Linked DNA regions of Homo sapiens: region 2 is linked to region 1. A link is a loop called in an ENCODE intact Hi-C map of the cell type or tissue named here. Cell type or tissue: Calu3. All regions are shown on one strand. Each heading gives the region's core, and the rest is flanking DNA. Links, peaks and the distances in the headings are about the cores only. Region 1 overlaps SLC15A2 (solute carrier family 15 member 2). Region 2 overlaps EAF2 (ELL associated factor 2).

What was found. A loop is a pair of places that touch in the nucleus more often than their neighbours do. Peaks named below come from ENCODE experiments on the same cell type or tissue, not always from the same donor. Only the 100,000 strongest peaks of a DNase experiment are listed, where the experiment ranks them.
Region 2: it touches region 1 in a loop (2.1-fold over the local background); 2 of 110 quality-filtered maps call a loop at or near these places.

What each region holds. Positions count from the first base shown.
Region 1 is chr3:121,940,753-121,945,159 of GRCh38, reverse strand. It overlaps SLC15A2 (solute carrier family 15 member 2), which reads right to left. Exons shown (of 22, transcript NM_021082.4): 22 at 972-4,329. The coding sequence ends at 4,153. Among named protein-coding and RNA genes, the nearest start is that of SLC15A2, 49 kb to the right of the region's middle. In Calu3, for the core only: no CTCF peak of the experiment used is centred there; a DNase peak (open chromatin) is centred at 2,569.
Region 2 is chr3:121,881,185-121,885,591 of GRCh38, reverse strand. The region is part of intron 5 of EAF2 (ELL associated factor 2); the gene reads right to left. Among named protein-coding and RNA genes, the nearest start is that of SLC15A2, 11 kb to the left of the region's middle. In Calu3, for the core only: a CTCF peak has its summit at 1,859 (motif pointing left); a DNase peak (open chromatin) is centred at 1,881.

The DNA.
Region 1 (4,407 bases), core at 307-4,306:
TATATGCTGATGATTCTCAAGTTTATGTTTCTAGCTCCAACCTCTTACCTGATCTTCAGACTCATATATGAAACTGCTAACTTAATGTCTCTAATTGGATATCCATTAGCATGGGTAGAAGCTCAACATGTCCAAAACAAAACTCATACCAGAAAACTTTTCTTATCCTAGTCTTTGCTATTTCTAGAAAATTGCATCCTGATTCATCCTTACTACTTAGGACCAAATCTAGGAGTGAGCTTTTTTCTTTCTTTCTTTTTCTTTTCTTTTTCCTTCCTTCCTTCCTTCCTTCCTTGCTTCCTTCCTTCCTTCCTTCCTTTCTCTCTCTCTCTCCACCCCCCACCGCTTCTTTCATTTTGAGACAGGGTCCTATTGTCCAGGCTGGAGTACAGTGGTGTGATCATAGCTCATTGCAGCTTTAAGCACCTGGGCTCAAGGGATTGTTCTGCCTCAGCCTCCTGAGAAGCTGGGGTTGCAGGTGCACACCACCACACCCGGCTAATTTTTTTATTTTTATTTCTTGTAGAGAGGGGGTCTCATTATGTTGCCTAGAGTGGTCTTGAACTCCCGGCTTCAAAGAATCTTCCTGCCTTATCCTTGCAAAGAATTGAGATTACAGGTGTAAGGCACCACATCTGGCGCATTTCTTTCTTTTAAATTGTGTATCCAAACTACACTCAAATCTTGTCAGTTCTAGCTTAAAGTTTAATTCCAAGTCAAACCATTTCTCTCCACCTCCACTACTATCACCTTGTCCAAGTCACTACCATCTATTGCCTGAACTATTGCAAAAGCCTCCTAACTTAACTCCTTACTTCTTTTCCTTCCTGACTATAGATAATTCTCCCCTTAGCAGCCAAAGTGATCTTAAATGATCACATTATGTCACTCTCATGTTCTAAACTTCCAATGGTTTAACATGTCACTTAGAATAACATCAAAATGTCTTACAATGGTGACAGTCATATATGTCCATATATAGTCAGAGTCTTTAATATGCAAATGTTAAGAAAAACTCTATATTGCAGTTTCAGTCAATGACAGACCAAATATGTGATGGTGGTCCCATTAGATTATAATACTGCATTTATACCTCTTTTCCAATTTGTGTGTCCACATTTTTTCAAATGAATTATGTCATTCACTTTTTAAAAAATTGATACATAACAGATATAGACATTTTCAGAGCACATATGAATAATTTGATACATCTATATAATGTGTAAAGTTTTTTGTACCGTTTCTATGTTTAGATATGTTTAAGTATAAAAATACCATTGTGTTACAATTGCCTACAGCATTTAATACAGTAACATGCTGTGCAGGTTTGTAGCCTAGGAGAAACAGTCTACACCATATAGCTGGAGAAACAGTCTATACCATATAACTTAGATGTGTAGTAGGCTATACCATAGGTTTGTGTAAGTACACTCTATGATGTTTGCATAATGACAAAATTGCCTAACAATGCATTCCTCAAATGTATCCCTGTCATTAAGTGATAAGTGCTAGAATGTAAGCCCACATTATGATGTAGTTTCCAAAAACAACTCATGTTACCTTACACTGCATTAACAGAAGTGCATTGTTTGAAGAAAGGCAGGTGCTAGTTCTTCCAGTCAGACTACTTTGGAATGTTATATTTGACTCCAGGCACTTCATATTAAGATATCTTAATATTAATTGCTGTATTTCAGATAAAGAATGTTTTTCAGAAGACAGAAAGTAGGATGGTAAAAGGACAAATTATGCCTGGTGAGGAACCATTACAGGAACCGAGAATCTTTACCTTGAATACTTGATGATTAGGGAAGAGCCATGAAAGTTCTCCCCAAATAGCTAAACATCTGCCACATGAAAAAGGGGGTATACATATTCTTTTCTTTTTTTTTTTAGATGAAGTCTCACTCTTGTCCCCCAGGCTAGAGTGTGATGGCGTGATCTCGGCTCATTGCAACCTCTGCCTCCCGGGTTCAAGCAATTCTTCTGCTTCAGCCTCCCGAGTAGCTGGGATTACAGGCACCTGCCATCACACCTGGCTAATTTTTGTACTTTTAGTAGAGACACGGTTTCACCATGTTGGCCAGGCTGGTCTCGAACTCCTGACCTCAGGTGATCCACCTGTCTCAGCCTCCCAAAGTGCTGGGATTACAGGCATGAGCCACTGTGCCTGGCCGGCTGTTATACTTATTCTTGTTAGCTACAGGGGAAAAAAAACAATGGTAGGAGGTTTCAGAGAGGAAGCTCAGCACTTACAAGGAAGAACTGCTCAACAGTTTTTTCCAAACCAATGTTCTGCAGCGTACATGTTAATTTAAACAAGGTATCTTGTGTCTTTACTGCAGGATATCTCAGAGTCTTTAATATGCAAATGTTAAGAAAAGGATACAGTATGCCACATTTCCCAAACTTATTTGTCCATAGACACTTCTATTTACAGAACTGTGTTAATGTCTCTTGAAACAATGGTCATAGAACAGTTTGGGTTAAAGCTATTTAAAAATGAACAGGCTGTCTTCTAAAGGAGTAGGGTCAGGTTCACATCAAGATATCTGGAAAAACTGGTTGGTCTGGCTGCCGCTCTTATATTTCTGAAATGCTTGTCATTAAAACTGAAGTATATAAAGTTTGGGCACTTAGAGCAATTTCTCTTACCTGTTAACAGTAACATTATCTGTTAATATTAACAGGTGCCTGTTAACATGAACATTGTTACGTATTAACATTAACAGTATGAGACCCAACACTGTTCTACATGAGAATAATGTTTTAAAACCAATGGAAATGAAGCTCTCTAGAACAGTGATTCTGAACTTTTTTCCTAGTAACACACTGCACAGTCGTGCCATTCCCGTGTCTGTCCTCTGATTCATTCATTGTGTATGAGGTAATGTTTCTCAATTTTTTTTCATGACCATACACATACACAAACAAAACCCTCATGCTCTACCATCCCTACTCCCACAAATTTTGATAGGAACCTCACATAGGACCATGCTCCTCTATTGACATTTCCATTTTAGAACCTCAAACCTAGAGCATTAATGTAACTTTTTTTGAATAAAAAGAAAATTTCTAGGCTTCAAGGCAGAAATGGTATTTAAAACTTATGGGAAAAGTAAATCAGGAAAACAACATCAAAAAGGAACTACTTTGATATTTTTGAGGCTAAATGGAAACATTAATAAAGGAAGTTGGACTTATAGAAACATTGTTGTTATTGAATATTTGCTGCAATAAGCAAGACAAGGTGTAATAATAAGAAAAAGCTGGATCAGCAAGGTTGACAAGACAAGGTTGCAAATTATAATTATTGTTTATACAACTGTTCACTGAAGGGCATAGACCAGCGCCATAGAGGCTAAGAAGAATGTACTCTGTAAAAGAATGACTGGCTCTTCAGGATTTCTACAACTTACACCTGTTCCTGTTCTCCAGAACAATGTTTACTAATGCTTACTATCTCTAATCTGGTTTCCATGATCTATCCATACTGAGAAAGGAGGGTTTGGATAAGTAAATAAAATACTATCATAATCAGAGAGATATAACTTCTCCTGTGTTTTAATAAAATGGCATTCTGCTTCCTACCATCTATATTGACAAATTTACTAAAGTCATATCAAACCTAGAGAGCTGACAAGCCAGGCCCTGGCTGGACCAGATCACATCATACATACCAATTCTTGAGGCCCCTGTGAATAGCATAATTACATTGCTTATAAAAAAAAAAACTTGAAATACCATTTCTTTGTTATTCTGCAATTTTGCCTCTAAATCAGCACCTCAAAAATTAGGGCCATCAGTCCTAAATGGCAGTTACCTATAAAGGAATTCCCATAACTTTGCATACCCACAGAGAATGATCTCCATTATACGTGTGTATTTTCATGGTCATTTGGAGACACCAGGCCAGCTCCAGCAACACTGCACAAGTTTTAATGAGTTCACTGATGGACGGGCAGACATAGAGTCTCTGGGGCCTTGTTTAAAGATGTACTGGAAAACCAGTCCTGGAACTTCTGTCATTGGAGAAAGGTGGAGGAGATCAGCTCTGATATGCTGCTATCTCTCTTGTCTAATCCAGTAGAAGAAAAAAAATGCTTCAAGACAGGGCCAGGAATTGGGGTCAGGACAGAATCTAGGGAGTCATCAGAGTTTTGTCTTCTTGGTCTCTAGTTTGATCATGTTCCCCTGGATGTGAGGAATGTGCTTATCTGCTGGACCCCGCATATCCTCTGTCTTTACAGGAACATAGTAGTAGCCCATGATGGAGAAGATCAGGCAGATCACCAGCAGGAGGCAGGAAAACAAAATGAATTCGGCCCACTGCAGGGGGAAATAAATATGAGAAGAATATGGAGAAACCTGAAACTAAAGAGATCTTTACAGGATGAGGAGTGGGGA
Region 2 (4,407 bases), core at 308-4,307, 60 kb after region 1:
TGCAAGAAGGCCACTGTGGGTGGAATGGAATGAATAAGGAAGATAACAGTAGTAAATGAGGTCAGAAAGATATCCACAAGGTCATGGTAAAAACTTTGGATTTTGTTTGAAAATGTAATGAGAATTCATGAGAAAATTTTAAGCAGGCAACTAACTTAAAACCGGTTGTAGATCAGTAAATACGCCATAATGGTGTGGAAGAAACACAGAAACAAGAGAGAAGTTGTAAGTCTAATGCAGTCTCTCATGTAAGAAATAATGTTGGCTTTGACTCAGGTAGTCTGGGGGAGGTGAGGCTAAGTGGTCAGATTCATAATGTACTTTGAAGACAGAGTTTATAGGACTAATTAAAACATTGAATTTAGGGTACAAGAGAAAGAAGTGAAGAATGACCCCAAGGTTTTTGTTGTGAACAACTGGATAAATCATTTACTGAGTTATCATTTACTGAGATGAGAAACACCAGAGGAACATGGTTGTAGAAGAAAAATCACAAGTTCAATTTTCATGTGGTAAATTTGAGATACCTAGTAAATACCCAAATATATATGGTACTGGCAGTTGGATATACAAGTCTGGAGCTAAAGGTAGAGGCTGGACCTAGAAATAAAGATTTGAGAGTCATTGATCGTACAGGTTTATCTGAAGCAAACAGACTGAATGAAATCACTTAGGTAGTAAATTACAATGGTTAAAAAAATTCTTATATTTTTTAACTAATCCGCAATCAAAAAAGCTGGCATGTTTTGAAATCAATACCTAATTTAAGAAGAATAGTTTTTAGGCCACGTATAAATTATAAGATGTTTCAGTCTTTTGCATGAACTGCAGAACTGATAACATCATTTGATAAAGAAATCTGCGAGGTCGGGCACGCGGTGGCTCACGCCTGTAATCCCAGCACTTCGGGAGGCTGAGGTGGGCGGATCATGAGGTCAAGAGATTGAGACCATCCTGGCCAACATGGTGAAACCCCGTCTCTACTAAAAATACAAAATTAGCTGGGCATGGTGGCACATGCCTGTAGTCCCAGCTACTCGGGAGGCTGAGGCAGGAGAATCACTTGAACCTAGGAGGTGGAGGTTGCAGTAAGCCGAGATCACGCCACTGCACTCCAGCCTGGCGACAGAGTGAAACTCCTTCTCAAAAAAAAAAATAAATAAATAAATAAGAAAATCTGCTAAAACTTCTTCTGTGCATCTGGTTCTCATGACCATCTCATCACTTTCATTTCTTTTTTTTTTTTTTTTTGAGATGGAGTTTCACTCTTGTCACCCAGGCTAGAGCACAGTGGCGCTATCTCAGCTCACTGCACCCTCTGCCTCCCTGGTTCAAGTGATTCTCCTGCCTCAGCCTCCCGAGTAGCTGGGATTACAGGCATGCGCCACCATGCCTGGCTAATTTTTTTGTATTTTTAGTAGAGTCAGGGTTTCACCATGTTGGCCAGGCTGGTCTCGAACTCCTGATCTCAGGTGAATCACCTGCCTTGGCCTCCCAAAGTGCTGAGATTACAGGCATGAGCCACCTTGCCTGATGCATTTCATAATTTTCAAGGATTAAGTTTCCACTTACAGAACTATTATATGACATAAGAATGTTATATGATGCCTGTAATATGAGTTTTTCAAGCGACACAAACCCAAACGTACTCAGAGTTCCATTTTGCCTTTCTAGACTTTATGCTGTCAAGGTTAGGAAATATTCAGTCAAGTTTTGAAGATATAAGATTAGCCTTTGATTATGAGTTGCTTAGTAAAGAAAATATGTTTTCAATCATAGCTGTAATTATGACTCAGAAAAAGAGAGTTTACCCATAGAAATATATTCAGGCATTTAAATCAATAGTTATCACTGAGAGTAGTACTGCCCCCCAGGGGATGATACAGAAATTTACATGAGGGGTTGCTTGTCCTGTTGGCTGTAGATTGCTAATAGCATTTAGTGGGAGGGGAGTTTAGGAATGCTAAATGTCTTGCAATGGATGAACCAGTCTTGCACAATAAAGAACTCTTCTACATTCTGTGAAATTTTTGAAAGTCGGGTGGAATATGTACTTGGAAGATCTGTTTATAAATTTAAAACCAGAGCTGAAATACATTTTCATAAATTCCAAGTATTGTTTTGCACATATTTAATTGAAACTTACAAGTATGCAGCTATCATGTAAACTGAAGATGATTTTGTTTTGTATTTTTTAAAAACTTTTCAAAAATTTTCTTTTAAAAATAGTTTGGGGCAACACATTAGTAACATCAATGCTGCTCATTGTATTTGGAGCAGCAATACGCATAACAATAGTTGTCTGTATAGGCAGCTGTAGACGCAATTTTTTAATATATATGCATATACTTTTCTAGTCCTTATTTCTACAGGTTAAATAAAAAGAAAAATTGTTGATAATATGAGTTGAATGTTGTTTTGTTTTTCTTAAATCCAAATCTATGCATTAAAAGTAACTGCAAAAACATGGTTACTTCATTGTATCTTCTGATATAGCTATTCTTTAACATTTACAAAGTTAGAACACATATTATTATAAATTTGTTTTTCTTTTGCCTTTATATTAAATTAAATTAATGCTTTTCAAAGATGTATGTACACAGATTATATTAAGCTATGAAATTCATTTCAAAATAGTAAAGGAGAATTAAAAATATCTGTTACAAAAGGGGGTGTTGGGTCTCATAAAGCTGAGCAATGGGATGATTGCAGTAATGGTCAGAGATGGTTTATTTCATTAGGAAACTCCTAGTTTAGATACATCAGGAAAAGAAATTTCACTATTTTTACTTAAAAAAAAAAAACCACCACCTCCCAAGTGGTTATTACTGATAGACAAAAACACTACGGACTTTACTTTCGCATATATCTTTTGCATCTAGTAATCTTTCCAAATTATTTTATTAGTTCTATCGTTTGCTGATTCTTTTGGATTTCCTATGTAGATAATTTACATTCCTACAAATTAAGAGTATTTTATTTCTTGTTTCCAATTCTTATATCATATTTCTTTTACTTGTTTTATTGTATTTGCTAGCAAATTCAATAGAGTGCTCAACAGAAATAACATTAGTCCTCTTTGTCTTGTTCCTGAATTTAACGGGAATGCTCCTAAAGTCTCTATTAGTATGATGTTTGTAGGAGTTCTGTTTTTTGGTAATTAACTTTTATAAAGCTAAGAAAATCCTATTATATTCATCCTTTGGTAAATGTTTTTATTTATTTTACTTTTTTTTTTTTTTTGAGACAGAGTCTCACTCTGTCCCTCAGGCTGGAGTGCAGTGACATGATCTCAGCTTACTGTAACCTCCACCTCCTGGGTTTGAGCAATTCTCATGCCTCAGCCTCCTGAGTAGCTGGGATTATGGGTGTGTACCAGCATGCCTGGCTAATTTTTGTATTTTTAGTAGAGACAGGGTTTCATCATGTTGCTCAGGCTGGTCTTGAACTCCTGGCCTCAAGTGACCCACCTGCCTCGTCCTCCCAAAGTGCTGGGATTACAAGTGTGAACTACCATGCCCAGCCTCAAGTACATGTTTTCAAATTAATAAATACTGAATTTTGTCAAGTTATTCATTTGTTGAAATGATCATATGGGTTTACTTCTATAATCTGTTAATGTGGTGAATTAGATTGATACCATTTCATATGTTTAACATTTCTTACATTTCTGTGATGACCCTTATTTGGTTGTGATTTGGTAAATTATACTTTTTCTACAAAACCATCCGTTCCTATGTCAAATTTACTGGAATAAATTTTTTAATAAAATTATAATTAAGGCTGGGTGCATTGGCTCACACCTGCAATCACGGCACTTTGGGAGACTGAGGTGGGTGGATTGCCTGAGCTCAGGAGTTCGAGACCAGCCTGGGCAACACAATGAAACCCCATCTCTACTAAAATACAAAAAAATTAGCCGGGTGTGGCAGCATGCGCCTGTAGTACCAGCTACTTGGGAGGCTGAGGCAGAAGAATTGCTTGAACCTGGGAGGCAGAGGTTGCAGTGAGTTGAGATTGTGCCACTGGACTCCAGCCTGGGCAACAGAGTAAGACTCTGTCTCCAAAAAATAATAATAATAATACTAATTTTTTAAAAATAACCAATTGGAAAACCTAATGATAATTGATAAATTTGTGGACATATACCACCTACCAAGATTGAACCAAGAAAAAATAGAAAACATGAACAGGTCAAGTACAAGTAATAAGACTGAATCAGTAATAAAAAGTCTCCCATCAAAAAAAAGTTCAGGACCTGATGGCTTCAATACTGAATTCTACCAAACATTTAAAGAATAAATACCAATTCTTCTCAAATTCTTCCGGAAAACTGAAGAGGTGAGAATTCTTCCAAACTCATTCTATGAGGCCAGCATTACCCTGTTACTGAAACCAGACAAGGAC